Regions from separate parts of the Homo sapiens genome. Here regions 1, 2, 3, 4 and 5 are each linked to region 6. Evidence: chromatin loops called from intact Hi-C (ENCODE). Cell type or tissue: endothelial cell of umbilical vein. All regions are shown on one strand.

Region 1 (5,000 bases), 58 kb before region 6:
ATTTTTATCCTCATGTTGTAACTTTTTTTGTCCATAATAAGGATTTTTTTTCTTAAAAGTGTATTTTGTCTGATACTAAAATAATTGTCTCAGAATACCATTATACTATCTCAAAATACAATTGTTATTTCTTTTGGTTAATATTTGCTTGTTTTTTTTTTTCCCATCCTTTTCCTTTGAATTTTTTCCCCCTGTGTGTTTTAGATGTGTCAATAGCCTATGTTCAGATGTTTTAATTTCTTCAATCTGAGACTCTTTTTCTTTTAATTGGTGAGCTTAATCTATTTACCTTTGTTGTGATTACTGATACGTTTTCATTTACTTGTCTTATTTTGTGCTCTTTATTCTTGTTTTTTTTTTTTTGAGATGGTGTTTTGCTCTTTTGCCCAGGCTGGAGTGAAGTGGCCTGATCTTGGCTTACTGCAGCCTCCATCCCCCAGGTTCAAGTGATTCTCCTGCCTCAGCCTCCCAAGTAGCTGGGATTATAGTTGCCCGCCACCACGCCTGGCTAATTTTTGTATTTTTAGTAGAGACGGGGTGTTGCCATGTTGGCCAGGCTGGTCTTGAACTCCTGACCTCAGGTGATCCACCCACCTTGGCCTCCCAAAGTGCTAGGATTACAGGCGTGAGTCACTGAGCCTGGCCTATCCTTGTTTGATGTAGGAAAACAAACAGCTTTTTCTGTTACTACACATATACAACACAGAACAATTCTGTGACCAAAATGTGGGAGGGTGATTTCTCCCCACACCAAGCAGTTCTTCAGCAGACACCAGTTGGGTGTCTGTAATTCAGTTCAGTTCTGACATGATCTACCAGGACATAATGTCAGGTCCCACAGGTTAAAGGCTTCATCCCATACAGTGCCATTTCAGGTGCCAATCAGTGACCAATTGGCTATAAACTGGGGGTTCCCATGACCGTCTTTTTGGGTTTAATTTGCTGGGGTTGCCCCCAGAACAGAAGGTAACACTTCACTTACATTTACCCATTTCCTAAAAGGATATTTAAAAATATACAAATGAACAGCCAGATGGAAGAGATACACAGGGCAATGGTATGTGGGAAGGGGTAGAGAGCTTCCATGCCCTCTCCAGGTGCACCACACTCCAGGAACCTCCACTTGTTCAGCAATTTTGAAGCTCTCCAAACCCCGTCCTTTTGGGTTTTTGTGAGGGCCTCATTAAGTAGGCATGATTAATTATGTCGTTGGCCATTGGTAATCAACTCAACCCTCATCCCCTCTCATCTCTCTGGAGGTGGGGAAGGTGAGGCTGAAAGTCCCAACCCTCTAATCACATAGTTGGCTTGCCTGGCAACCAAACCCCCCATCTATTAACTTTACCATAGAAAAAGACACTACTTCAGAGATTGCAAGGGTTTTTGGAGCTGTGTGTCAAGAAACAGGATGGGGTGAAAACCAAATATATATTTCTTATTATAAATCACAATATCACAATCCTTGTTTATGCTTTCATTTTTTCCCTTTCTTGCTTTCTATTAAATTCTATTTTCTGTATTTCTCTGTAAGATACAGTGAATTTCTGAGTTTCTCTTCAAAGATTTAGCCTGCTAAATTCCTTGTCCTTTGTTTTCAAACTCACCTTTCTTGTTCTTCCTTGCCCCTAGTTACTATAAGCAGCCTACCCCCTTCCCGTCAGCTCTAATCAATACCTCACATCTGTTCCCTTGGTTACCTGTACTCATTGTTGCCCCAAAACTGCACGTCTCACACGCTCCACCACTGTACCTCACATCCCCCTTCTCTTGTGTATTTAGAAAAATATTTGCAAGTAGCCAATCGGGTCAGCTCAGATTATGCGGTCCAGCCCCAGCCCATGGGGGAGTGGCTCAGAAGTAGGGACTATGTGTCAGGAATAAAACCTGCTGCTCTCCATTGGTGTGCTCTTGCGATCTTGATTGATGTGAGTGGCACCCTTCTGCAGAAGTAAATTGCCTTGCTGAGACAACTTTTGTCTGAGTGCTGGTTTCACTTTGCGGCACCAAGCATTTATTCCTAGAGCATTTTTATATCCAGCAATTCTAGGGGCTCGTCCAGGATCCCCATTCATCTTTGGGAAGGGGTCTTTGGTCACCCTACCCAGGGGAGATGCATTCCACTGCCCTGTTGCAGTGGCCTCAGGGATGGGAGATCAAGAGCCACCCATTGTGATGAATAAACCTGGACTCCCAGCAACGCGGGGAGGAGAGGCTTGCAATTCCACAGTGACCAGGTAAACTGTGCACAGACCAAGGTAGGAAACGTTGCAGGGGCAACAAAGTACTTCCTTGGTGGTCGGGATGGTTGTCAGGGCATTCTGGAGGATGAAAGTGTGTGAATGGTAACAAGCACTACTGTGCAGAGTGAGTCCAATCTCTGGTTCCATGGTCACCTCATACAGCTTAGGGAGTCCTGTCAGGGGTTTATACTGACCTGCCATTAATGCTGAGAGGGACCTGAAATATTCCCTTGAGGGAAGTTCCTGGCCAGAGCAGATGAAGTGAAAGAAGGATGCAAGGAGCATCCAGCAGGTGGGGCTAAAGGATAGGCAAGACATTTCTAATATGTTAGAATTGAGCCTTAGTAAAGCTTCCAGTGAAGGATAGGCAAGAGATCCCCTAATATGAGGGGTTGAGCCACAAGGAACCCCCCAAATAGGTAAGAAATCCCTAATATGAGGGGTTGAGCCACAGCAAGCCCCCCGCTAGGCAAGAAATTCCTAATATGAGGGATTGCGGCTAGCCAAGACCCAATATGGGAAATATTACAAGCAAAAAGGATAAGAATAGTGACAAAGATATACCACCTGATAGCCCCCTAGATCCCATGAAAAAAGATAAGAATAGTAACAAAAATATGCCACCTGATAGCCCCTAGATCTCATGCTAAAATGTTGGGAAGATAATGAAAGACCATAAGAAAAGGCAACAAATGATAAAATACTGCTGTTCTATTTGGATTCAAAGACCTATCCTCAATCCCTCAATCTTCTGGCCAAAGTTTGGGTCGACTGAGGGGATGCTATGTCAACTTTTAATTCAACATGTAAATAATAAAAGCCCAGTTTCTCAAGAAGAACTGGACTATGCTCTTTGTTGGAAGCAAAGACCTGTCCTTCCTTTTCCCTTATGCACCTGCCCCTACTGTAAAGACAGTGAAGGAAGGGGCTCAGGGGATCTGGCAAAGAAAACAGCACACAGGATCCCCTAGATCATCCACCACCTAATACCCCTAGTCCCCCACCTAATACCCCCAACCCTTCCTATCAGGCCCAGCCTAAGTCCCCCTCTCTGAAAGGACTCCAAGTTCCTAATTCACCAGGTGGTTTTTGCCGGGCTACCAACATCAAGGATCTGCCGCAACATGTTGTCGGTGTCGTCCAGCCTATAATGCGCCCCCGCGGCAGGCAAAGCTCATGTTCCTGCCCCGCGGCTGGTCCAGGGTCTCGGCATCATATTGACGGCGGCTATGCAGGACACGCGCGCCAGGCCGCAACCTATGCCCCGAGCAGACTACATTACGGAACATCTACCTTACTTTTGCCGGGGCCAAGTAATACGGGGCCTCAGCCGTGGCTCCAAGCAGCTAGGCATCCCCGCAGCTAAGTTTCCTAAGTAAGTAGTAGATAATCTTTCAGCTGATATATCCACTAGCATTTATTGTGGTCAGGCCAATGTTAAAGTGAAAATATCCACCAGAAAAGAACTTTTAATTCTTTAAAGTCACTTATATTAAAATGTACCACCAGAAAAGTATTACATGTATATAAGGCTATTCTGTTAAAAAGGATGGTTTAACATTAACTACTGATAATTCACCTAACGTGGCAAGTTTCTTAACAAGAGATCCAAATCTAAAAAGAAAGCACACATGTTTAGATTTAACTAATTATAAACGTCCGGCCAAACTTGGGAGAAACCCTCTTCAGGAATGATTAAGGGAAAAAGAATGCAACAGGTGTTCAGTAATTAATAAAGAAGTTACTAGAAAAATAAAGTCTAAGTGTTTAATAAAAGTCTATTCAAATGTATAAGTTGTATGCACTTAGTCAAGCTTTAAAGTACCTGCAGGACCAGGAAAGAACCAGCTATACTAATTCTAAATACACCTTTACAGTGACTCATACATTTAGAAAATTTCAGACTAAATTAATAGTAAAAGTCAAAGCCTTGTTCATGAGGAGTTAATCACCCAAGTGTCTATTGTCCATGTCTCCAAGCACCAGAAAACCTGTCTTTTAAAATAACCTAGCAAATCAGATAAGCCAGATAGGCTGCTGTTTCTCCTGTAGGCGCTAAAGGGAACTCAAAAAAATGTTACCCATTAAAGACCCCAAGCTACGTATAGCACAGTCAAAGTTTATTCGTGTATAGGAATTTATACCCTTAGCCAAACAAATCTAGAGACTTGGTTGCCATAGATCAAATGTCTTCTGTCTTCCTATTACCCTAGTAAAAATCCAAACTACTTTTCAAAACAATCCACTGCCAACATTCCTACATACTTGGTTTATCTTCCGCTTTCTCTTCCCTCAAAACTGAAAATTTTCCAGTACAGGCGCCACCCCTAGAGTTCCCAGTACATCAACACCAACCTAAGGAGCCGGCCTGATGCTTCTAACCACTAAAACTGAGTCCAAACAGCAAGAAAAGATGGACCCATCCCACCCAAGTCAAGAAAGCACTGCCATCCCCGAAGTCATGGCCCATTATCCAAGAGAAAACCCCCTCAAACTAAGGTTAAGAAAAGTTTAACTCTCTTTTATCTCTTCTATTGCCCTTTCTTCTTTCCTCATTCTATTGCTGACCTTGTTATCAATGTAACTGAGTCAGACTCACCCCAAATCATTACCTTTGATGCCTTGTTATACCTTGTAAAGAGGATGAACAATGGCAAAGGTATGTCTCTACTTTAGAAAAATACCTCTGCCCTTCAGAGAAGCCACTGACCCTACGCCCTGCTCGTGGCAGGGGTATGAAGGCACCCCAAGTTGGGAGAT
Region 2 (5,000 bases), 950 kb after region 6:
AAAAAAAAAAAAAAAAAAAAAAGAAAGAAAGAAAGACAGCAATTGGTCTGAACCTTCCATCAAATACCAAAAATGCATAATTTAATTAGAATTTAAATTAAAGCAAATAAGCAAAATAGCCCAAATTTCGGAGATCATAACTAACAGTGTTAACTGACATACTTTTATTAATAATGCAAATGTAAAAGAAATGTGTATACACAAATGAATTTAAAATGGAAAATAGTTTCGAGACTTCTTCAGTATTTGTCTTACAATGAATTTAATGTTGATCATTTAAATTTAAGATGAGCATATAAATCAGAGCAAGATGATTAAAAAAGTATTTAAGGCTACCAAATATATTTCATATCTGACTTCAACATCAACTTTTATTGTTTAATTTTGGTTTCAGGGCCTTTTCACAGAGTTCTAATACATCTGAAATATATACCTTAAATCAACTACCTATATTATATTTCAGGATGTTAATTGGATCATAGCATTTACTTGCATTAAAAATTATGCAGTGTTGGTTGGAAAATCAAGTGAAAAGATTGAAGAAAAGTGGAAGAATGGTGGGATAGAATGATTATCAAACTCTTGTTGATTTAAAGTTAGATATTAAAGTAGAGAAGAAGTTTTATTATCTTTCTGATACCAAAATCTGTTAATATTCTAATAACTTGATTTCCATTTATGAGAGACAAGTTCATTATCTGAAGTACTAAATACATTGTCAGTTACAATTAAATCAGAGTGGTTTGACAAGGATTTTTTAAATTCAGTGGCAAGTGATACAACTATAGTATTTTTAATTGTGCTATGTGTTTTAGGTATTTGTGAAGTGTCATTTTGATTATAATCCATACAATGACAACCTAATACCTTGCAAAGAAGCAGGATTGAAGTTTTCCAAAGGAGAGATTCTTCAGATTGTAAATAGAGAAGATCCAAATTGGTGGCAGGTTAGTATGCTTCTCAGAAGTTCCTCAGCTACTTTTCTAATTTTAATCTTAGATCTGATCAATATCTGAATAGTCAGGAAGAATATTAGCATTTGTTACAATGATTTTTCCCACATGAACAGCTCCTGCTTCGTGGCTACTAATTTTGTGGACATAAGATCAAATTGGGAGGGAATTTGCAACTTAATAAGTGCAGAATTAACCAGCCTGTGGCACTAACCCATTGGTTTAGGGATTAGACCAATTGGTTTTTTTCACATGGGTAATTGCATTAAAATATGCTATTGGCCAAGAAGAACTCACTTGGGTCATCCCTTTTCAAAAGATAACTTGGGTTTTGTTTATTTTAAGTAGGAGACTTTTACTGTGAAATAAGTGTGTCTCTTGTCTCCTCTCCCTCATGTTCGTTCATAGCAAGTAAAGCATCATTTCTTAAGGTCTTAATGTCTATTTGCTCCCCTCTTCTCAGATATTGGGAAATGGAGGTTCACTCTATCAGTTTTGTTTGGTTTTGGATTAAAATCTGTGTATATGGAAAGAGATGTGTATTATCACTGTATTTTTCCCTCCTTTTTTCAGAAGATCTGTTTAATGGTATTCTTTTTTCTTCTCCTAATGCAGCTTTCAGAAACCCCTAGCAGCAGTAATAAGTCTGTTTTTGTAATGGTTTATGTTAGCTAACAACCACAATATTCAGAACTGGAAAAACTGACAGGTCAGGAAGTCTGAAATGCCTTAAACTATCAAAGCAAATGAGAGTTTTACTAAAGAACAAGGAGTAAGAGGAAAGGATCCAGGACTTAGCACCAAATTCTAAAATTAACTGAGATGTTGGTAACTCACATTAGCTCTAAATTATAGATCTACTTCTAAGGAGAAACAAATCACAGAATGAGAACAATCTTACTTATGTGTCCTTAAATTTAACTTAAAACATTATGTATAAGTGCACTATGTGTTGAGACAGCTAAGAAATGGGTAAATTAAACAGAATCCATGATTTCAAGAGGTTTCCCCTGAACTTTTTTTAGATCCCTCATTTAAAAAATCTCTCTGTGGCTGTTTCCTTTATTGAATTATTCCAGTTTTCCATTTTTTTTCTTTTTCCTATGAATACGATCTCTTAGTTTTCTCTTCTAACCTGTCACCATTCTCTCAGTTTCTCCCTGCATTTTGATAGTTGGTTACTTTAATTCTGTTTTTCAGGATTTTAAGTGCTTAAAGTTATACTAGATTTTCTATGCTAGTTGTAAGGATAGAAATACTAACTTTGTGAGATAAACCACTAACAGCCAGTTCTCCAGCCACTATTTTAAAATATTTCTCTTTGGAGCTTATTTTAAGTTAGCTGTTTTACATTAGGTGAAGTTTCGCCTAGTTTAAACTTACAAACTCTTGGGATATTCAGACTCCTGGTGGCATAAATTAAAATCTACACTTTATATTCCACATAGTATCTCCTTTTCATTTGGTTTGGCCTGAAATACCAACATAGTAGGATTAAGGTTGACAGTAAATATCTTACTAAAGGGTGCTAGATAAAATGTCCTGTTAATACATCTTATTTAGAATAGCATTTTCCTTTTCTAACTTAGTATCATAAATAAGAAGTTTTAGCAATTTAATTTGTATTTTGGTCCCCACATTTCACTACCAGATGACAGATATGAAGAATTTTAGGTGCCAATTGATTCTTCAGTGCTGAATTGTTTAAATATCTTAACTGACAATGCTATGGATTTAAATCTCAAGGTTGTTTTTAAGAGCAAATGTGACTTTTTTGACTGACCACTGCTTGTCTTACTTAATAGAATATGGTCTCAAATTTTGGTCACTGAGATGTACAATTCATTAATTTGATTCTAGGCTAGCCATGTAAAAGAGGGAGGAAGCGCTGGTCTCATTCCAAGCCAGTTCCTGGAAGAGAAGAGAAAGGCATTTGTTAGAAGAGACTGGGACAATTCAGGTGATGAGCTCGACACAATAAGTAACAAGCAGTCCTTTGTGACCACCTTTCTTTGTCTCTTTTGTCTAAATAAGCAAATGCATTTATTTAAAATATGTCTAGAATGAATCCCTCCCTCTGCTTTCTCTCGCTCATAAGTAATCTTTTTTGATCCCGTTCTGCCACCTGCTGGTAGAGTATCAAAATTCAGTGGCTTAACTCACCTCCACCCTCTTTTGCTTCCTAGGATGCCACATTGGGGAGATAATTCTCCCACCCCTGTAAAATACTATAGGGCAATTTTTTCATATTCTGATATACTGCTTAAGTTATATTTGTTTTATCATCCTTCAGGACCTTTTTGTGGAACTATAAGTAGCAAAAAAAAGAAAAAGATGATGTATCTCACAACCAGAAATGCAGGTAGGTTTTAAATACTTTTTGAGAAGTCCAAGTGAAGTAGCTATATGTCATTTAGTGTGGCATAAACTCTGAATATACAGCTTTAAGTGAGTGTAATTCAGATTAGTACCTAGTTGCAAGGGGCTGACATATGAACACATGGTGCAATATAATATAAATTATTTAAAACCCACATTATATATACTACCATGTGCTTTATTTTGTGAGTATAGTTTACAACACAAAACAAATTGGTTAAGATTTTTGTTTGTCTTAATCAAGAAGCAGTATCATAATTGAAACTATTTGTCCAGAGAATTTTGAAATAGTAATTTATGTGCCATTTCTAAAGGATAGAATGCCTTTGTCAAGATGTTAAAAGAGTTATGTTTAGGGCAACTGTATCCTGCCATAACACTGACCATGATAGTTTTAGAAAAATAGCACTGGACCAAATAAATCTTAGTCTGATCTAATAGAATTCTGTCTTAAATCTTTTAGTCATACAGAAAGAAATATATTTAAAAAGAAAGAAATGGTAACTATATGAGGTGATGGATATGTTTAATAGCTTGATCGAGGTAATCATTCACATTGTACACATTCATGAAAACATCAAGTTGTACACTTTATATACAATTCCTGTTTGTCAGTTGTACCTCAGTAAAGCTGAAAAGATTTTTAAAAACAATGTAAAATAAGACCCCAGACCTGGATTGGCTACTCATTGGCTATTAAAAATAAATAAATAGGAAAGAAGGGAAAGAATGGAAACTACTATATTTATTCTTCCCAGTTGCAGAGGATGACAGAAATAAAAAACAGCTCTATGAATCAGAAATTTCTGGAGGCTTAATCAAAGGAGTTGGCAATTTTAAAAGTACTTTCTTGACTTCAGAGCTACCTCTATGCTGGTAATAAACTAAATAGCACACCATAAAAGAAAATAATATAGAAGGAAGAAGTAGGCTTGCTTTCTCTTAATATTGGTTTAATCTACTGTGGGGAAATTGTGCAAAGAAAGAGTTACTATTAGGATAATAAGCTAAGGAAGGAGTGTTATTACTACAGATTGAGAGTTACAGTAATAACAGGTAATATAATATTTCAAATCATCACTTTGGCCCTATTATTCATAAAATATATGCCCATAAGGCTTTTTTGCAAAATAGAAAATTTGTAATTTTCCCATCGACTAAGATTATAATTTTGGGTTATGTTTCTAGTGAAACAGTTGGATCTAAAATTTATTTTATATGTAAATTTCAAAATCTTAATATTTAAATGTATGTTGTCAGTAAATGTCAGTATGTTGAATTCTAATCAAACTGATAATTGTTGATTTGCCATACAATATTTATTCATTTATATAATTGGAAGGTCACTTGTTCTGTGGAACTTACTTAAGCAACCACGCTAGGTTTACTCCTGTCCTCCGTATTTGCTACATGCTTTCTATATATACTGGTTTGTAATTTGATTATTTATATTAAAGGATTTTTACTGGCAAATTGATAATAAGTTTCAGTGGATAGAATCTCTGATAAGTAAGGATAAAACATAGAATTTTTCTAGCTTGATTAGATAAATTTTTTTTTTTTTTTTTTTTTTTTTTGAGACGGAGTCTTGCTCTGTCACCAGGCTGGAGTGCAGTGGCGCAATCTCGTCTTACTGCAGTCTCTGCTTCCTGGGTTCAAGTGATTCCC
Region 3 (5,000 bases), 170 kb before region 6:
TTCACCTTGCTGTAGCTCAGAGATTCTCACCTGGAAGCAATTTTTCCTACCTCCCCAGAGGACATTTGGCAACGTTTGGAGGTATTTTTAGCTGTCACAACTGGAGATGGTGCTACTGACATCTAGTGGGTAGAGGCCAGGGATGCTGTTAAACACCTTACAAGGACAATGTACAGGATGGCCCCTCACAGCAAAGGATTATCAGACCCAGATGGCAATGGCCAAATTGAGAAACCCTGACTCTTTTCTGTAGGCACTACTTCCTCTTTAGCCCTCTCAGATCATCTGTGTTTTCTCATACCACTGGGTTTGGAGGCGGAGTGGGAGTCTTTTTCCTTTCTTATTGCTGCTTGCAAACAATTCTCCCTCCCCAAATCCTTAAAAAAGCCCAGCTTAACTTTGAATTTTACATCATCAGACATTATCACCCACTACCTCTCCTTACTGCAGTCATCTACAGATTTTCACTCCTTTCATTGTCATTCTCTCCAACACTAAAACCATCTTAAACCTTGGTGACTTCATCATCCACACAGATGATCCTTCCAACATCTTGGACTCTCAGTTCCTTGTATTCCACTCCTGCAGGGAGTACGACTCTCCACCACAGTCACTTCCTCACCTACATTGCCATAATTGCCATCATCTGAATTCCACTTTCTGAGCACTACATCCTATCATTTTAGCCCACTCCCTATAGTAGGTTTATTTCAACAAATTTTTGATCTCATTAGGTAGTGAGTGATAATGTCTGATGATGTCATTAGGACAACCAATCCATCAATCAACTGCATAGTATTTATACTATGAAAATCAACAAATCTACAAATTAGTGTTCTTTTCCTCTTTCTTTCAGAAAGCTAGTTGTTAAACATTTAACTCTTGTGTATTCATGGGATATACCTTAAGCAATCTATGTATGTGTGTGTATGTATATATATGTATGTATATATGTACACATATATAAAATGTTGCTTTGCACATTTAAACATTTTATATACCTGGTTTACTATAGTATGTTTTCTGATATAACTTTCCCTCCACAGCATTTAGGTTATGAGATGCATTCATGTTGATATGTGTAACTCTGGATTACTGTTTTTTTGTTTTGTTTTGTTTTGTTTTTGAGACAGAGTCTCACTCTGTTGCCCAGGCTGGAGTGCAGTGGCATGATCTCAGTTCATTGCAGCCTCTGCCTCCCAGATTCAAGTGATCTTCCCACCTCAGCCTCCTGAGTGGCTGGGACTATAGGCCTGCACCACCATGCCTGGCTAATTTTTGTATTTTTAGTAGAGAAGCAGTTTCGCCATGTTGGCCAGGCTGGTCTGGAACTCCTGACCTCAGGTGATCCGCCCGCCTTGGCCTCTCAAAGTGCTAGGACTACAGGTATGAGCCAAGGTGTTGGCTGGTTCATTCATTTTTACTGTTCTGCCCTACACGGCAAGAATGTAAGCTCCATGAAGGCAAAGATTTTTATTGGTTTTATTTTCTGCTATATTCCTAGGATTTGGAACAGTGCCTGGCACAAAGCAGGCTCATATTTATTTGAAAAAACAGGCCCAGGACAGTGGCTCACACCTGTAATCCCAGCACTTTGGGAGGCCGAGGTGGGCGGATCACTTGAGGTCAGGGGTTTGAGACCAGCCTGGCCAACATGGGGAAACCCCATCTCTAATAAAAATACAAAAATTAGCTGGGTGTGGTGGCTCACACCTGTAATCCCAGATGCTTGGGAGGCTGAGGCAGGAGAATCACCTGAACCTCGGAGGTGGGGGTTGCAGTGAGCAGAAATTGTGCCACTGCACGCCAACCTGGGCAACAGAGTGACACTCCGTCTCAAAATAAAAAAAGAAAGAAAGAAAGAAAAAGAAATGAATGGTGTGCCTGAAATTCTACCTTTGCCACTTATTTAATTTAAAATATTGCTAGGTTATTTTTCTTTTTGTTTCTGTTTTTGGTTTTTATTTTTTTGCTGTCCCTTGCGGAGCAGGGCTACCCCATACGCGGTGTGCGCGGAGTAGCCTATGTTGCTGTTTGGTAGCTTAGTAGATCTTACTACACTGAACCACTTGGGTTTTCAAACCTTGTCAAGGAATTTATTTTGCATATCATTTGTAACCAGAAGAGGGCAAGCTTGGAGAGAAAAAGAAATTGGTGAGAAACGGAAACAAGTCCTAAATGCAGGACGCTGCCTGTTTTGAATGTCTACAGCCACCAGGTGGCAGTATGAGCATGCTGGAAATTTAAGGTCGGTGATCCAGGCTACAGAGGTCTCCAGATGCAGATGGGTGCCCCAAACTTACACATTTTCCACTTTATTTCTCCTTTTGGCCAACTTGTCATTTTTTAACATCATTATTATGCAGATTTATATAAGTTGATACTTTCTATTTTCCCTTACATTTGACAATACTAAATTTAAAATATTGGCGCATAACAGATAATAAAAATCACAAGGCAGGGGGCAGTGGCTCACGCCTGTAATCCCAGCACCTTGGAAGCCTGAGAGAGGAGAATCGCTTGAGCCCTGGAGCCTGGGCAACATGGGGAGACCTTGTCTCAAAAAAAAAAAAATCTACGCGTGGTGGTGAGCACCTATGGTCCCAGCTACTTGGGAGGCTGAGGTGGGAGGATCACTTGAGCTCAGGAGGTCGAGGCTGCAGTGAGCTGTGCCACTGCATTCCAGCCTGGGCGAGAGCGAGACCATGTCTCAAAAAAACAAAAAACAAAAACAAAACAAAACAACAAACAAAAAGACAAAAAGCAAAACAAAACAAAAAACTCATATAACATACAAATCACTTTTAAGCCTGTCTGCTTCCTTGCTTTCTGCCTGCTTGCTTGCTTCCTTTTCTTTCTTTCTCTCTCTCTCTTTCTCTCTTTCTTTCTTTCTTTCTTTTCTTTGTCTTTCCCTCCTTCCCTCCCTTCCTTCCTCCCTCCCTCCCTCCTTTCCTTCCTTCCTTCCTTCCTTCTTGCCTTTTCTTTTCTTTTCTTTCTTTTTTGACATGATCTGACTCCATCACCCAGGCTGGAGTACAGTGGCACGATCTCGGCTCACCGCAACCTCCGCCTCCTGGGTTCAAGCAATCCTCCCACCTCAGCCTCCTGATTATCTGGGACTACAGGTGTGTGCTACCATGCCTGGCTAATTTTTGTATTTTCTGTAGTGATGGGGCCTTGCCATGTTGCCAAGGCTGGTCTCCAACTCCTGAGCCCAAGCAATCTGCCTGCCTTGGCCTCCCAAACTGCTGGGATTGCAGGCTGGAGTCACTGTGCCAGCCCTTAAACCATTTTAAAGTGTAAAAATCAGTGGGTTACCTTAAACCATTTTAAAGTGTAAAATACAGTGCGTTTTAGTATAATATATTCACAATGTTGTGCTACCATCACCATGACCTAATTCTGGAATATTTACATTAAACCAAAAGGAAACCTTATACCCATTCAGTCACTTGCCAGCCTCCCCCCATCTTCTGACAAGTACTAATCTACTTAATGTCTCTATGGATTGCCTGTTCTGGGGATTTCAGGTAAATGGAATCATACAATATAGCAACATTTTTTTTTTTTTTTTGAAACAGAGTCTTGTTCTGTTGCCCAGGCTGGAGTGCACTGGTGCAATCTCAGCTCACTGCAACCTCTGCCTCCTGGGTTCAAGCGATTCTCCTGCTTCAGCCTCCAGAGTAGCTGGGATTACAGGTGCCTGCCACCATGCCTGGCTAATTTTTGTATTTTTAGTAAAGACTGGGTTTCACCATGTTAGCCAGGCTGGTCTTGAACTCCTTAACTTAGGTGATCCACCCATCTCAGCCTCCCAAAGTGCTGGGATTACAGGCATGAGCCACTGCACCCGGCCAGCAGCACATATTTTTAATCGCAATATTTATCTATGGCATCATACAGATGGACACTGGAGACAGATGGGGGACGTTGAAGGCACGTGAGGGATGAAAAACTATCTGTTCGGTACAATGTACACTATTCAGGTGACCTGTGCACTAAACATCTAGACTTCACCATTCCACAATTAATCCATGTAACCAGAAACCACTTGTACCCCTAAAGCTATTGAAATTAAAAAATGTTATAAAGGACTTATCTATGGCATCGAAATAAGGCTATGTTTTTAGGAATTTCATCTAAAATATCAAAGTTATATACAAGGTGGAAAAATATACATTTTGGAACAATTAGTAACCCTAACTTCCTTTAATATTACATAATAAAAATTTAAGGGCTACCTAAATTGTGTTTGCCTGCCTTCTTGGGCAGGGACGCACTTTGATTGTCTTAATTGCAATGAGATAGAGACTGAAGAATGGAAGTGATGGAGAATGATTAGCAGGATTCATGTTCCCTTAATTCCCTAGCAAATAAAATGCAAAGCAATATCCAGACATTACCCATCACGTTTTCAAGCTCCTACGTAGTCTTCATGGCTCTGAGCTCAGAGCTGGCTGCAAGTGGTCCCTGATGGGTTTTGCCCACGGCACAGGCACGGCACCTCTGGAGACAGCTGGGCTAATGTTCAGCAAAGGTTGGCAGAAGCAGGGAGAGGGGTTTGTCTTCCTTTCATAACTTTTCCAAAAATAGAACTTGTGAGTTCATGGCAACATTTAGTCACAACTTAATTTTGTAAATAGAGACAGGGTCCCACTCTTTCACCTGGACTGGCATGCAGTGGTGTGATCATAGCTCACTGTAGCCTTGAACACCTGGGCTCAAAGAATCCTCCTGCCTCATTCTTTCAAGTAGCTGGGACTTACAGGTGCGCACCACCATACCCAGCTAATTTCTTTTGAATTTTTGGTAGAGACAGGGTTTTGCCATGTTGCCCAGGCTGGTCTTGAACTCCTGGGCTCAAGGGATACTCCCACCTTGCCCTCCCAAAGTGCTGGGATTACAGGTGTGAGCCACCATACCCGGCCTCCTTCTTTTTCTTTATTATTATTATTTTTTAGATGGAGTCTTGATCTGTCACCCAGGCTGGAGTGGAGTGG
Region 4 (5,000 bases), 1.4 Mb after region 6:
ACAACCTCTAGGAGCTGGAAAATGGCAAGGAAACAGATTTTTCCCTAGAATTGCAGGAAGGAACACAGCCCTGCTGACATTTTGATGTGAGCTCAGTGAGACATGGGTTGGATTTCTAACCTATAGAAGTGCCACTTTGTGTTGTTTTAAGCCACTAAATTGTGGCAATTTTTTACAGCAGCAATAGAGAACTAATACCATTACTATCCTTATTGACACTCATATTAACCCATCTTTGGCCAGTGTTATCCTTTTCAAGTTGACTTCCAAGATGAGGGTTTTCTTGCTCCTGATATGACAAGATGTTCCAGGGCCACCTACGGGTTAACTGGTTAATATTTAACTTCTAACCCAACGTATCTGTTGAAACTTGTCCTCTCGAATGTCATTGGTGATTTTTAAATGGAAAAATCCAGTCCTTGTCCTTTTTGTTTTTTTCTGCAGCATTTGATACTACTCTCTTACTCTTTCCTTTTCCAAATGACATCTATCCTCCCTATCCTGTCATTGCCTTTCTTGGGTTTTATTTCCTAGCTCCCTAAAACTGTCCTTGGGCCTCATTTCTTTTTTCATTTCTTTCTTTCTTTCTTTTTTTTTTTTTTTTGAGATGGAGTTTCGCTCTTGTCACCCAGGCTGGAGTGCAATGGCGCAATTTTGGCTCACTGCAACCTCTGCCACCTGGGTTCGAGCAATTCTCCGGCCTCAGCCTCCTGAGTGGCTGGGATTACAGGCACCCGCCACCATGCCCAGCTAATTTTTGTATTTTTAGTAGAGACGGGGTTTCACCATGTTGGTCAGGCTGGACTTGAACTCCTGACCTTGGGTGATCCACCCCCTCAGCCTCCCAAAGTGCTGGGATTACAGGCGTCAGCCACCGTGCCCGGACTTTTTTTTTTTTTTTTTTTTTTTTTGAGACAGAGTCTTGCTCTGTCACCCAGGCTGGAGTGCAGTGGTGCAATCTCAGCTCACTGCAACCTCCGCCTCCTGGGTTCAAGCGATTCTCCTGCCTCAGCCTCCCGAGTAGCTGGGATTACAGGTGCATGCCACCATGCCCAACTAATTTTTTTGTATTTTTAGTAGAGATGAGGTTTCACCATGTTGGCCAGGCTGGTCATGAACTCCTGGCCTCAAGTGATCCGCCCACCTCGGCCTCCCAAAATGCTGGGATTACAGGCGTGAGCCGCTGCGCCTGGCCCCTCAGGCCTCATTTCTTCTTTCTCCACGCTCCTCCCCAGTAATCCCATCCATGCAATAATCTTTCCGTGCCAATGAGACCTAAACAGGTATCTTCCTCCCTATCTCTCCTAAGTACCAATATCTCATTTCCGACGGCTCGTTGATAGTTGCCACCTGCACCTCATATTCATGGCAAAACCTTAATTCCCATTGTCCCCCAACTCTTTCCTATTTCTATTAGTGGTTTTCTCTGACACACAGATTTAAAATCTGGGTATCATTTAAAAATCTTCTTTGTCCTTTGACTCTCCCAAAATAAGAAATATAACTGCTACCAAATGTAGTTTTATGTATTTATTTATTTATTTATTTATTTATTTTTGAGACGAAGTCTCGCTCTTTTCCCCCAGGCTGGAGTGCAGTGGTGCAATCTCGGCTCACTGCAACCTCCACCTCCCGGGTTCAAGCAATTCTCCTGCCTCAGCCTCCCAAGTAGCTCGGATTACGGGCACCAGCTACCACACCCAGCTAATTTTTGCATTTTTAGTAGAGATGGGGTTTTACCATGTTGGCCAGCCTGGTCTCGAACTCCTGACCTCAGGTGATCCGCCTGCCTCGGCCTCCCAAAGTACTGGGATTACAGGCGTGAGCCACTGCACCCGGACAGTACTTATTTATAATATTCCCATTTTTGTTTTGTTTTGCCATGGGAAATGAGAATTTTTAATGTTTGTTTTGTTCTTGAGCACTCCATCCCTGGACACAGACACCCACGAGAAGCTAAATAATTGTCAGAGGTTGCTTTGTGAGTATGGAACCAGAGCATAGGGGTTGGCTGATGTGAAGAGTTAATGGTTTTAGGGAAGTTAATGGTCTCCAGCTAAGACGGTGCAGGTCTTCTTATGGAATTGCAATATTTGAAGTCATTGCTAAGGCTCCTCCTTCGCCAAGAAAGCTTGCATGGTCCCTACTGATGCTTCTGCAACATTTCTTTCTATGCTCCCATGCCTCACCAACCTTTTTTTGATTTCTTCAGAAATGTTAAGACCGGCCGGGTGTGGTGGCTCACGCCTGTAATTCCAGCACTTTGGGAGGCCGAGGAGGGTGGATCACTTGAGGTCAGGAGTTTGAGACCAGTCTGGTCAACATGGTGAAACCCCATCTCTACTAAAAATCCAAAAAAAATTAGCCAAGCATGGTGGCATACGCTTGTAATCCCAGCTACTCGGGAGGCTGAGGCCCGGGAGGTGGAGGTTGCAGTGAGTCAAGATCGCACCACTGCATTCCAACCTAGGTGACAGAGGGAGACTGTCTCAAGAAAAAAAAAAGACAAAAAAAAAAAAGACCTTCAATCTGGTCTCTGGCAAATTTTCCAGGCACATAAAATCATAAAATTAACTGAGATGGATATCTACTAAACTAGAGGTAGATATAACTAGGAGAGAAGCTATAAGTCTTTTTAACACTTGGTATAACTTTTAAGAAATATCGCTTGAAAACAACTATTTGTATACATGCTGCTTATTTGTATACATGCTGCCACGCTACTTGTGGCCTGTGCATCACTGTGGAGTTCAGCGCCCTCTTGTGTTCACTATGAGGCCAAGCAATGCCAGGTCGCCCTGATTTGCCAAGGGGTATTTTTCAATGCATTTTTATTTTATGCGAAGTGTTAGAATTTTGGCTACCAGTTTTTAAAAGCTGCTGTCACCCTCAGAATCACGTGTATACAGAGCCAGCTCCAGGAAAAACTGAGAATAATATGAAGTTCTTAAGATCCCTGATTTTTTCTTTCACCCTACTCTCAAGAACACTTTTTTATTTTTTTATTTTTGTTATACTTTTAATTTCCTCATTTATTCCCTTCAGAGCTCCTAGATAATATCTGACCTTATAATGTGTTATTAAATCATCTAAATTTAAATTTGTGTAATTTTTAGGCTTCCAATAGGTATTTTTATGTATTAAGCATCAAAATATGTAGTAGATATTGGTGGATGGATGGAACAAAGAGAATCCAGTTAGTTGCAACAGGTAATGCAACTATGGGAGGGAGAGGTGGTGAGCAAGAAAGAAGAGAGCTGCGAGGCAGTTTCACTTTTCTGTGATCCACCACATAATACTCTGTGTTCCGAAAGAGCCTAGAAAATAACTCAACATAGGTGAGTGTAAAGACCATAGCCCTTGACAGCCCTGGGTTTGAAACCTCCATTCCTGTGCTCATCAGTTGTGCACACTTGGACAAATTACTTAACCTTCCTGAGCTCTAATTTTCTTTTTCATTTATTTATTTATTTTTGATATGGAGTCTCACTCTGTTGCCCAGGCTGGAGTGCAGTTGTGCCATCTTCACTCACTGCAACCCCCGCCTCCCAGGTTCAAGCGATTCTCATGCCTCAGCCTCCCGAGTAGCTGGGATTACATGTGCGTGCCACCATGCCTGGCTAATTTTTGTATTTTTAGTGGAGACGGGGTTTCACCATGTTAGCCAGGCTGGTCTCAAATTCTTGGCCTCAAGTGATCCACCCATCTCAGCCTCCCAAAGTTCTGGGATTACAGGCATGAGCCACCACATCTGACCCCTGAGCTCTAATTTTCTAATCTGTAAAACACTAAAAACACTTACTTCATAGGGCTGTAAGGAAGACTGAGATAATGTATGTAAAATATTGATAGAATATACAAAATGTGTATTTTTATTTATTCATCTTTAGAGATGGGGGTCTCAAAGTCCTGGCCTCAAGTGATCCTCCCACCTCAGCCTCCTAAGTAGCTGGGATTACAGGTGTAAACCACCTTGCCCAGCCAAAATGTATGTTAAAAATTCATGTTAGCGGGGCACGGTGGCTCATGCCTGTAATCCCAGCACTTGGGGAGGCCAAGGCAAGTGGATCACTTGTGGTTAGGAGTTCGAGACCAGCCTGGCCAACATGGCAAAACCCTATCTCCACTAAAAAAAAAAAAAAAATTAGCTGGGCATGGTGGTGCATGCCTGTAGTCCCAGCTAGTTGGGAGGCTGAGGCAGGAGGATTGCTTGAACTGGGGAGGCGGAGGTTGCAGTGAGCAGAGATTGCACCACTGCACTCCAGCCTGGGCAACAGAGCAAGACTCCATTTCAAAAACCTTTTAGAAAAATAAATAGATAAATAAATAAATTCATGTTAAATTTTTAAGAAAGACATAAGGCAATACTGAAAGGCCAAATCAGACTAACCTGAAATTGCTTATATTTGTAAAAGCGCTGTCCTGAATGATTCTGAGAGAGGAAAGAACATATCGTCCTGGTGAATGATCATTTGAAAACAAAGTGCCATAGCTCTCCAATGCACTGGGGAAAATGTTTAACTTCAAAAAAAAGTTGGCTTTTTAGTCAAAGGCAGGGAACTGACTGTGAAGAGAAAGATTCACAAACTCTTCCAGAATCTCAAAATAACTGACAGATACTAGTCACAGAATAGAATATTTATACCCTAGCTCAGTGTTAAGGCTCAAACAAATATCTAGAATTTACTAAACAGGATTAAATAAATTATACATAGTCATGAAATTCTTCAGACTCACTCTTCAGATAACATAAATAAACATTTAATTTAAGCCCTGTGTAAGACCCTTATTAGAAATTCCAGCCACAAGGTCTGTCAGGCCCACCAACTGCTTCCTAGGAAAAGTACCTTCCTGAGAGCCCTGAATTAATTGATATGGGCCCTAGGTGGTTTTTGGAGTAAGAGAAGGCTATCAGGACAAAGATGGGCACCAAGCAACTTATGAAGTGGCTTGGTTTAAAAAGCTCTACCTGTCAAGGAGAGTTAATCAAGTCAATTGAA
Region 5 (5,000 bases), 630 kb before region 6:
TGTTTAGCAACAAAGCCTGATATTTATTCAAAGGAAAGGAGAAGGAGCAATTTCTTGTCTGCTTTATGATTTCCAAAAGATACTAGTATTTTCAGCTGAGTTAACAAACCCCTTCCCAACAAGGGGTGCGGCATTCAGGAGAAAACCACAGTCCCTGAAGAGGAGCTTACAGGATAGGTAAATGTCATCTATGAGCTTGTCCATCTATCCCCATGACTATACAGTTTTGGGGTGACAGAGTCCCATTATAATGGGTCAAAACAGAGTACGCATTCTAGAAGGAAGTTAATATTCTTACCTGCCACATCAAGAGTTACCGAGGCTCCTCCAGAGATATGGCTAGCTGTCCAACAGAAGCTGTGGCAGAAGGTCTGAGGCCCCATCACTCTTGGGCTTGCCTGGCTATTTCTGCCATCATTGGTTCAGGTGCTGATGGCTCCCTTCAGAACACTGGGCAATCCTTCTTCCAGTGGCCAGTTTTCTTACAGTGTGCACACTGATTCATGCCTAAGGCACAGTGACTTGGACATCCAGCTTTGGGTTTCCTACCTTTCAGCTTCCCTTGTTCAGTCCAAGAGCCAGGAGGGCAACTCCATGTGGGAGGTGAGCTTAAGGCTGCAACCAAGAGCTGCACCTTGTGGGAGGTCCTTCTTGCTCTTTCTGCTTCCTCTACTTTGTCCTTGTTATTAGAAATTTAAAATGCCATATCCAAAAGCTGTTCTAGGTTAGGCACAGTGGCTCATGCCTGTAATCCCAGCACTTTGGGAGGCCAAGGTGGGTGGATCACCTGAGGTCAGGAGTTCGAGACCAGCCTGCAACATGGTGAAACCCCATCTCTACTACAAATACAAAAAAATTAGCTGGGCATGGTGGCGCATACCTGTAATTCCAGCTACTTGGGAGGCTGAGGCAGGAGAATCACTTGAACCCAGCATGCAGAGGTTTCAGTGAGCCGAGCTCATGCCATTGCACTCCAGCCTGGGCAACAAGAGTGAAAATCCGTCTTAAAAAAAAACAACACAAAACCTGTTCAATAGGAGTTTGGGGACCCATAGCTGCTTTTTGCAGTTTCCTGTGGATATCAGGGGCAAACTGGAATATAAAGTGTACTCCCAAAGGGTTTGTCCTTCCCTTGAGGCAGGATCAGTGTTAGTATATTTCCTGATTGCCTCAACTAAACCCCCTTGAAACAAAGCTAGATTCTCGTCTTTGCCCTGTGAAACTTCCTTAACCTTTTCATAGTTAACAGGCTTTTTCATACATTTCTTTATCCCTTCCAACAAACAAGAGACCATATTATCTCTACTCCCCAAGTCGTCACTGCACCTTTGATAGTTCCACCCTGGATCTTGATCTGGAACTGCTATACCTCCTGCCTGATATATATTATGGTTAGGGTTACGAGCCAATACCTCATCTGCATGGGTCCTAGCTGTCCCCAAAATGTGTTGTTTTGGCTGAGCACGGCGGCTCACATTTGTAATCCCAGCACTTTGGGAGGCCAAGGCAGGCAGATCACCAGGTCAACAGACCGAGACCATCGTGGCCAACATGGTGAAACCTTGTCTCTACTAAAAATATAAAAATTAGCTGGGCATGGTGGTGCGCACCTGTAGTCCCAGCTACTCGGGAGGCTGAGGCAGGAGAATCGCTTGAATCCAGGAGGCAGAGGTTGCGGTGAGCCAAGATCGTGCCACTGCACTCCAGACTGATGACAGAGCAAGACTCTGCCTCAAAAAAAAAAAAGGTGTTGTTTTTCTTCCACTGTACAACACAGAAACAACAAAACATGCTGATTCTGCCAAGTTAAACTACAGGTGAGAGTTAATTTCTCAAACTCATCTATGAATTTTCCTGGATCTTCAGAGAAATGACCAAACTTATCTTTACATAGAGCCAAATCAGACATAGAAAAGGAAACATACTCTCACAGTGCTCTGGTTCAAATGCCTCTGACACCAGGGCTTCAGAAGGTCACTGGGTGTCTTACTCAACAGTGCATGAGCAGCAGGTTCTGGAGTTACAGCATGGGAGTAGCTCTGTGGAACCCTTTAGCCCCAAGGGGGCGCACTGAGTTTGGTGTTTGCCAAGAGGAAAATAATAGCTAGAAGAACAGACACCTGGACATGTTTCAGCACCCCTGGGGCTTTTTGGAAATACTTGGGAAGGAAAACTCAGAAAAAAAAAAAAAAAAAAAAAAAAAAAAAAAAAAAAAAAAAAAAAAAAAGACGGACTTCCTGCAGTCAAGCATGCACGCTAAATTGGATAGTAAAAGGACCTGTGACTGGTAAGGGTCATATAAGGACATGTTTTTTCCAGGTCACTCTGAATACTTCTTTGCCTCCACTGGATCTGTTTCTTCCTTGGGCTCTGATTTCATAATCTGCTTTTGCTCATTTGTTTTATTTTCCTTGGAGACCTCATCCTGCATCTTCAATGACTTACTGGACATTTTTATATGTACATTATCTCCAACTCAGTTTGTCTGAAATCTACCTCAACCAAAAATCCTTACAAGTCAATAAGAAAAAAAAATCCAAAAGAAAAATGAACAAAAATATAAACAGGCAATTCACAGAAGAAAAAATACAAATAGTCAATAAATGTATGAAAACATGCCTAATCTCATTAAGAATTTTAAAAATAACAAGGAGGTGGGAGGATTGCTTGAGACCAGGAGTTCGAGACCAGCCTGGGCAATATAGTGAGACCCTGTCTCTACAAAAACAACAAAAAAAGAAAAATTAGCTGGGCATGGCAGTGCACACCTCTAGTCCTAGCTACTCAGGAGGCTGAGGCAGGAGGATTGCTCGAGCCCAGAAGATAGTTAGCTATAATTGTGGCACTGTACTCCTGGTGACATAGTGAGACACTGTCTCAAAAATAATAACACTGAAAAGTCTTTTTTTTTTGTATGTCATATTGATAAAGATTTCCAAAACCTAGGATTCCATTGTCATTTTATATATATATATAAAGCTCCTTTTAAAAAGTGATCCCAGCCGAGCGCAGTGCTCAAGCCTGTAATCCCAGCACTTTGGGAGCCCAAGGCAGGTGAATCACAAGGTTGGGAGTTCGAGACCAGCCTGGCCAACATGGTGAAACCCCGTCTCTACTAAAAATACAAAAATTAGCTGGGCGTGGTGGCACACCATCTGTAGTCCCAGCTACTCGGGAGGCTGAGGCAGGAGAATTGTTTAAACTCAGGAGGCGGAAGTTGCAGTGAGCCGATGTTGTGCCACTGCACTCCAGCCTGGCAACAGAGTAAGACTCTGTCTCAAACAAACAAACAAACAAACAAAAAGTGATCCCAATATCTCCAAGCTTGTTACCAGCTTAAATCTGTTAAATCTTTAGGTGCTTTTAAAAGTACTAAGGCAGTTCAAATAACATTTATTGCTCAAATGTACAAAAGCCTCCATGGCCTCATAGTTGTTTTTTAAAAAACAATTTTATTGAGGTATAATGGACATAAAATAAACTGCATATATTTAAAATGTACAATTAGATAATTTTTGCGCCCGTTAAATCATCACCACAATCAAGATCATGAACATATCCGTATCCCAAAATGCTTTCTCTATCCTTTTTTGTTTTTGAGAGAGAAAGTCTCACTCTATTGCCTAGGCTGAAGTGCAGTGGCACAATCTCGGCTCACTGCAACCTCTGCCTCCCGAGTCCAGGTAATTCTCATGCTTCAGACTCCCAAGTAGCTAGGATTACAGGCAAGCACCACCACGCCTGGCTAATTTTTGTACATTTAGTAGAAATGGGTTTTCACCATGTTGGCTAGGCTGGTCTCTAACTCCTGGCCTCAAGTGATCCACCTGCCTCGGCCTCCTAAAGTGCTGGGATTACAGGTGTGAGCCACTGCACCTGGCTTCATACATCTTTTTAATCCTATCTTCTTATTCCTCCTTTTCTTAAACCCATGTCCCAGGCAACCACTGATTGCTTTCTGTCACTAAATATTAGTTTGCATCTTCTAGAACTTTCTATAAATGTGTACATTTATAGAATGATACAATGTGTACTTTTTGTCTATATTATTCTACTCAGCATAATTATCTTGATATTTATGCATTTGTTGTATGTTCATTCCTTCTTATTGCTGCAGAATATTCCATTATATGGATACAGTCCTTTTTTAAATCCCTTTGCCTACTAATGGATAGTGGGTTGTTTTCAGTTTTTGGGTATTATAAATAAATCTGTTTGAACATTTACATACAGGTCTTTGTAAAGACGTATGCTTTCATTTCTTTTGGGTCAATACCTAGGAGTGGAGTAGCTAATTCATATCGGAGGCATATTGTTAGGAAACTGCCAAACTGCTTTCCAAAGTAGTTGTACATTTTGCATTCCCACTTGGCAGTGTATGAGAGCTCCAGTGCTTCCATATTTTCACCACCACTTGATATGGTCAACTGTTTTAAGTTTAGATATTCTTTCAGGTGTAAAGTGGCATCTTACTGTGGTTTTAATTTGTATTCCCCTGATAAATAAAAATGTTGAGCATCTTTTCATGTGATTTTTTCCTACCTATGTATATTCTTTGGAGAATTATCTCCTCAAATCTTTGGCCCATATTTTCCCCAAATGGTTTTTTTTTTCTTACTGAGTTGAGAGTTCATTATATGTTCTGGATACAAGACTTTTATCAGTATGTGATTTGGAAATATTTTCTCCCACACTGTAGTTCGTCCTTTCGTCCTCTTAACAGTGCCTTTTGAAGAGCAGATGTTCTTAATTTTCACAAATCCCAAATTATCAGCACCAAGCTCAGAGGGGCATGTGAAGGTAAAGGGAGACTATATAGAGAAAATACGTAACACAGTGATTGGCGCACAGTAAGTGCTCACTAAATGGTAGTTTTTGTCTATTTTACTGAAGGAAAACATGGCTTAAATACTTAAAACTAATTATCAGCTTAAATCCCTCATTTTCTTACTTTATATGATTGTGAGCCTTGCGGGCAGGAATTGGGGATCAAGGCAATT
Region 6 (5,000 bases):
TCTGTGCCATTTAAGTTTCAAAATCCCTTATAAAATAAGTGTCAGAGAGCTACGTGTACCCGTTTCTTCCAAATTTTCATCACGAAGTGGAGATTTGGACGTACTATTTTGTGATCTCTGTTTGCAGAAAGTGGGTACGGCATCAGTGCCTTCATAATCAGGGCAAGTCATTTTAAAATAAGATTTAAAAACTACTCTAGAAGTAGCTTCTTGGAGTGTGTGGAGAGATTTCCAAAGTAATTTTAACTTTTACTGAATTTAAGCCTTAATGCTTTCCGTGGGAATATATAGTCTCCCTAAAAGTTATTACAGCTTTTCAGTCAGTTGAATTTAAAAACTGCTTTTTGACCAGTAGAAAAGAACCCTTGCTTTGGAGACATTTTCATGCCACTTACGAAAAATTTTTTTAAAAAATTAAGTTGTGACAAAGTAATCCATTTTTAAAATTTTATTTTTCTGTGATGAGGAGTTAATGTTTTCCTTTTCATAATGAGAGAGCATTTGAAACTTTAGTATAGTGGTGTTCCTAGACAACTTTTAAAGCTCTTAAAAAATTGCGGTGGCTTAGGCCTGTAATCCCGGCACTTTGAGAGGCCGAGGTGGGCAAATCACAAGGTCAGGAGTTCAAGACCAGCCTGGCCAACATGGTGAAACCCCGTCTCTACTAAAAATACAAAAATTAGCTGGACGTGGTGTCACGCGCCGGTAATCTCAGCTACTTGGGAGGGTGAGGCAGGAGAATTGCTTGAACCCGGGGGGTGGAGGTTGCAGTGAGCTAAGATCTCCAGCCTGAGCGACAGAGCAAGACTTCGTTTGGGGGGAAAAAAAAAAAAACCCATAAAAAATCTGTGTTTTAATTTTCCTTCAACACTTATGAATGGAAAGTGCAGTATTTTAGTATATTACAGATAAAATTACATAGTGTACATTTATTTTGGAATATTTTTGCATTTGATAAAGTATAATATTATGTAATTAAAATTATTTTTGAAGTAATAGGCAAAATTTTAGGTATTTTTGCAGTCTTTAATCCCACGGAATCTTCAAAAATAGTAACCACCGTGCCTTTTACATAAAATAGACTACCAGTTTAAAGCATTTGTTCTATTACTTGTAATGTTTCTCTTTGTTTACATTGTGGAAGTCCTTTTTATGGGAGGATATTTTCTAAAAAAAGAATATGTACATTGTTTCAAAGTATTGATTTATGTAAGTGATCAAAATGTATATGAGTTCAGTATAAGTTTGTAAAAGTTTGGCTAGAGATAATTTTAAGGATAGAGATTATATATGATAAAATTGCATCTACTACAAAATACTCAAAAGAATTAGTTAGTGAAGGAAATATTGAGCTCATTTTTAATATAGAGTTTGAATTTTGATAACTGCATTTAGGACAAAACATTTGTAAGAATTGAACATGATGTAGTTTAGTCTTCATTCATTATTAATGGTGGATTATTGTAATCTAATTTAAGGTATTGTTCTAGTTTTTCAGGAATTGTTCAAATGGATGAAGATACACATTACGATAAAGGTACTGACACTAAAAATTATTTTGGGGTGTAAGAGCTAGATGATACTGATTAATTTCTAATTTTCCTTGTATTGTGATTTGATTTTAGTGGAAGATGTGGTTGGAAGTCACATAGAAGATGCAGTAACATTTTGGGCCCAGGTAAATAGCAAACTGGTTGATATCCCCCCTCACCTCCCCCAATCCAGTTCCTCCCCAACAAAAACAAAAATAAAACCCAGGAATAAATACATTTGTCATTCTCATTGCCTAATATTTATTGAATTATTTATCACCAGGCATTATTAGGAGACAAATGTTGACAGCTGTGATGTTACTTGACTCATTATGAGTCAAGTGTTATGCCCATAATACACCAAGTTTGAAAAAAGAAAATTGGCAAGATTGTGATTTCAGAATTCCACTCAATTCTAGGCTGCTTTTGCTGGATTCTGAGAGCCTGTTGTATTTGTGAAGTTATAGCCCCATCTAGGGGTCTTTTATAAGATTGTTTCTTGAAGGAGGATAAGTTAAAAATCTCGGTCGTTTTTTCTAATGGCTTAAATTTGAGATGTGGTATTTTTCTCATTATAGAATTGGAAGCATGAATGAAACATTTCTGATTTTCTGTTGGGAGGGTGTCAGTTAGGTAAGGTTACTCAGTTTTAAATACAAAGCAAGCACTGAAGGGCTGTGTTCCACAATTTAAGAAGGTAAATTCCTCTGATGCACAGAACGACCTGCTAATTTTTGGTTTTGTAAACTATACATGATACGGAAGGGAAAGAAATTACGTTTCTCTATACTCCCTACAGCATGGGAACTCCTTTTGGTGGGGGGTGAGGTGAACTCGTAATGTGGGAAATAAGGAGAATATATGAGAAGAAAGTTCTAGAAGAATATGATTAACCCAGAGTTCTTAAATATATAGTCATGCATCACTTAATGACTGGGATACATACAGAGAAATGCATCATTAGGCAACTGCGTCGCTGTATGAACATCATAGAATGTACTTAGAGAAACCTGGATGATATAGCCTACCACATACCTAGGCCATGTGGTGTACCTGTACCTCATGTTACTGTACTGAATGCTGCAGACAATTGTAACACAATATTAAGTCTTTATGTATCTAAACATGAAGGTACAGTAAAAACATATTATAAAAGATTAAAAAGTGGTACACCTGTATAGGGCACTCACCATGAATGGAGCTTGCAGGATTAGAAATTGCTTTGGGTGAGTCATTGAGTGAGTAGTGAGGAATGTGAAGTCCTGGGACATTACTGTACACTACTGTATACTTTATAAATACCATACACTTAGGCTACACTAAATTTATAAAAATATTTTTCTTCAATAAACCTTAGCTTACTGTAACTTTTAATAAACTTTTGACTCATTTGTAGTAACACAGCTTAAAACAAACATTGTAGAGCTGTGCAAAAATATTCTTTACGTCCTTATTCTAAAGCTTTCTTCTCTTTTTAAACTTTTAATTTTTTTTTACTTTAAAAACTTTTTGGTTAAAAACGAAGACAAGATCTTCAATATCACTGTCTTTCACTTCCGCTTCTTGTCCTACTAGAAGGTCTTCAGGGTCAGTAATGTGCATGGAGCTGTCATCTTCTGTAATAAAAATGCCCTTTTGGAATACCTTCAGAAGGACTTGAGGCGGCTGTACAGTTAACTTTTTTAAATAAGTAGGAGTACACTAAAATAAGAAAAATTATAGTAAAAAAAAATATATATATACACACACACCAGTGACATAGTTATTTTCATTACCAAGTATTATGTACTGTACATAATTGTATGTGCTGTGCTTTTGTGAGACTGGGGCACGGTAGGTTTACACCAGCATCACCACAAATATGTGAGTAATGCATTGTTCTATGATGTTACAATGGCTAGGACTACACTAGGCAATAGGAATTTTTCAGCTTCATTATAATCTTACGGGACTACTGTAGTGTGTGTGGTTCATTCTTTGACCACAATGTCACTATGTGGGGCATGGCTGCATGTAAAAAAAAATTGTAGAAGGGTGATGTTATAGAAAACTTGGGGCAAATTCGTGTGTCTGCTTATGCACATATATTTGGCAAATTTGTTTCTGCTTATGCATATTCTCTAAAGGTTGCTCACACGTTCTGGTTCCATGCCCATTGTCTCTGTATTAGTGACAACTGCATCACTCTCAACAGTGTCCCAGGGTGGATGATAAATTATATTTAAGCTTATTATACAGAAACATCATTTATCAGTGTAAAAAGATTTTCTAGACTAGTGCTGTCTAGTAGAAATATATGAGCCATGTAAGTAATTTTAAAACATTTTTGGCAGCCACATTGAAGAAACTAAAAATAGCAGGTGACATTTTAATAAGTACATTTTATTTAACTCAATATATCCAAAATATTGTTTCAAAATATAATTAGCATAAAAATGTGAACAGGATAGTTTATATTTCCTTTTTAATATTGTCTTTGAAATCCAGTGTGTATATTAGACTTACAGCATATCTCCTTAGACTAGCCATATTTCAAGTGGGTATTGGCTATTGTATTCACTAGTGCAGCTCTAGACTTTGATTTCAGTTTACTTTATTTGTGAATATGTTGATTGAATTTGGAGCAAATTCAAGAGTCAGCAGTTTTTTTTTTGTAAAGGATCAGATGATGAGTATTTTACCATTTTTAGGCCATACAGTTTGTTTTGCAGCTATTCAATTCTGCCAACATAGTGCAAAGCAGCCATAGACATAATGTGAATGAGTGTGTGTAGCTGTGATGCAGTAAACTTTATTTACTAAAACAGGCGGCTGTAATTTGCCAACCTCTGAGTTAAACCATGAAGTTGAGGCTCTTGTAGAAGAACGTTTAAAACAGGAAACATGCGCATGAAAAGATTAAACATTAAAACTACTAATGGTATATAAATGAATGTAGTGGTTATTTCAATAAGCAAATTGGCAAATTTGGTTGGGGTTATGGTGGGATATAGGCATAGAGAAGACTAGAGATTTGGAAATACGCGTAGGCAGATTAGGATGAAAATCTGCTCACGTGTATTCTCCATTTTTTTTTGCCCTGTGGGCTTCTGCCTTATAAACCACTTATAAGCAAACACTTCAGATTGGATGAGTGGCAGCTGAAGGAATCTGACGTATTTGACTCCACCTGTTTCTTTGAAAGAACAAGCTTCTGGTCAGGCATGGTGGCTCATGCCTGTAATCCCAACACTTTGGGAGACCTATGTGAGAGGATCGCCTGAGCCCAGGAGTTTGAGACCAGCCTTGGCAACAGTAAGACCTTGTCGCTACAAAAAAAAAAAAAAAAATTAGCCAGGCATGGTGGTGCATGCTTGTGTTCCCAGCTATGTGGGAGGCTGAGGGTGGGAAGATTGCCTGGGCCCAGGAGATTGAGACTGCAGTGAGCTGAGATTGCACCAAACAAACAAACAAACAAAGAGCTCCTAT

Evidence for each region. Hi-C counts contacts between places; a loop is a spot of excess contacts. Peaks named below come from ENCODE experiments on the same cell type or tissue, not always from the same donor. Only the 100,000 strongest peaks of a DNase experiment are listed, where the experiment ranks them.
Region 1: it touches region 6 in a loop (14-fold over the local background); 19 of 110 quality-filtered maps call a loop at or near these places.
Region 2: it touches region 6 in a loop (5-fold over the local background); 7 of 110 quality-filtered maps call a loop at or near these places.
Region 3: it touches region 6 in a loop (15-fold over the local background); 59 of 110 quality-filtered maps call a loop at or near these places.
Region 4: a loop joins it to region 6, with 6 times the contacts of the local background. A loop is called at or near these places in 2 of 110 quality-filtered maps.
Region 5: a loop joins it to region 6, with 10 times the contacts of the local background. A loop is called at or near these places in 3 of 110 quality-filtered maps.

What each region holds. Positions count from the first base shown.
Region 1 is chr7:23,652,183-23,657,182 of GRCh38, forward strand. No RefSeq gene overlaps it. Among named protein-coding and RNA genes, the nearest start is that of FAM221A, 26 kb to the right of the region's middle. RefSeq lists an enhancer at 2,953-3,453. In endothelial cell of umbilical vein, a CTCF peak has its summit at 2,519 (motif pointing right); no DNase peak of the experiment used is centred here.
Region 2 is chr7:24,662,775-24,667,774 of GRCh38, forward strand. PALS2 (protein associated with LIN7 2, MAGUK p55 family member) reads left to right here. Exons shown (of 12, transcript NM_001303037.2): 6 at 816-947; 7 at 2,814-2,913; 8 at 3,247-3,315. Among named protein-coding and RNA genes, the nearest start is that of PALS2, 92 kb to the left of the region's middle. In endothelial cell of umbilical vein, a CTCF peak has its summit at 3,087 (motif pointing left); a DNase peak (open chromatin) is centred at 3,047.
Region 3 is chr7:23,544,961-23,549,960 of GRCh38, forward strand. No RefSeq gene overlaps it. Among named protein-coding and RNA genes, the nearest start is that of TRA2A, 15 kb to the left of the region's middle. RefSeq lists an enhancer at 5-54. In endothelial cell of umbilical vein, a CTCF peak has its summit at 2,203 (motif pointing right); a DNase peak (open chromatin) is centred at 2,201; H3K27me3 peaks cover 154 bases.
Region 4 is chr7:25,095,843-25,100,842 of GRCh38, forward strand. No RefSeq gene overlaps it. Among named protein-coding and RNA genes, the nearest start is that of CYCS, 27 kb to the right of the region's middle. In endothelial cell of umbilical vein, a CTCF peak has its summit at 2,766 (motif pointing left); a DNase peak (open chromatin) is centred at 2,749.
Region 5 is chr7:23,084,150-23,089,149 of GRCh38, forward strand. The region is part of intron 1 of LOC105375186 (a long non-coding RNA gene); the gene reads right to left. Among named protein-coding and RNA genes, the nearest start is that of KLHL7-DT, 19 kb to the right of the region's middle. In endothelial cell of umbilical vein, a CTCF peak has its summit at 2,063 (motif pointing right); a DNase peak (open chromatin) is centred at 2,062; H3K27me3 peaks cover 160 bases.
Region 6 is chr7:23,710,609-23,715,608 of GRCh38, forward strand. It overlaps STK31 (serine/threonine kinase 31), which reads left to right. Exons shown (of 24, transcript NM_031414.5): 2 at 1,491-1,537; 3 at 1,626-1,678. Among named protein-coding and RNA genes, the nearest start is that of STK31, 2.9 kb to the left of the region's middle. In endothelial cell of umbilical vein, a CTCF peak has its summit at 2,009; a DNase peak (open chromatin) is centred at 1,973.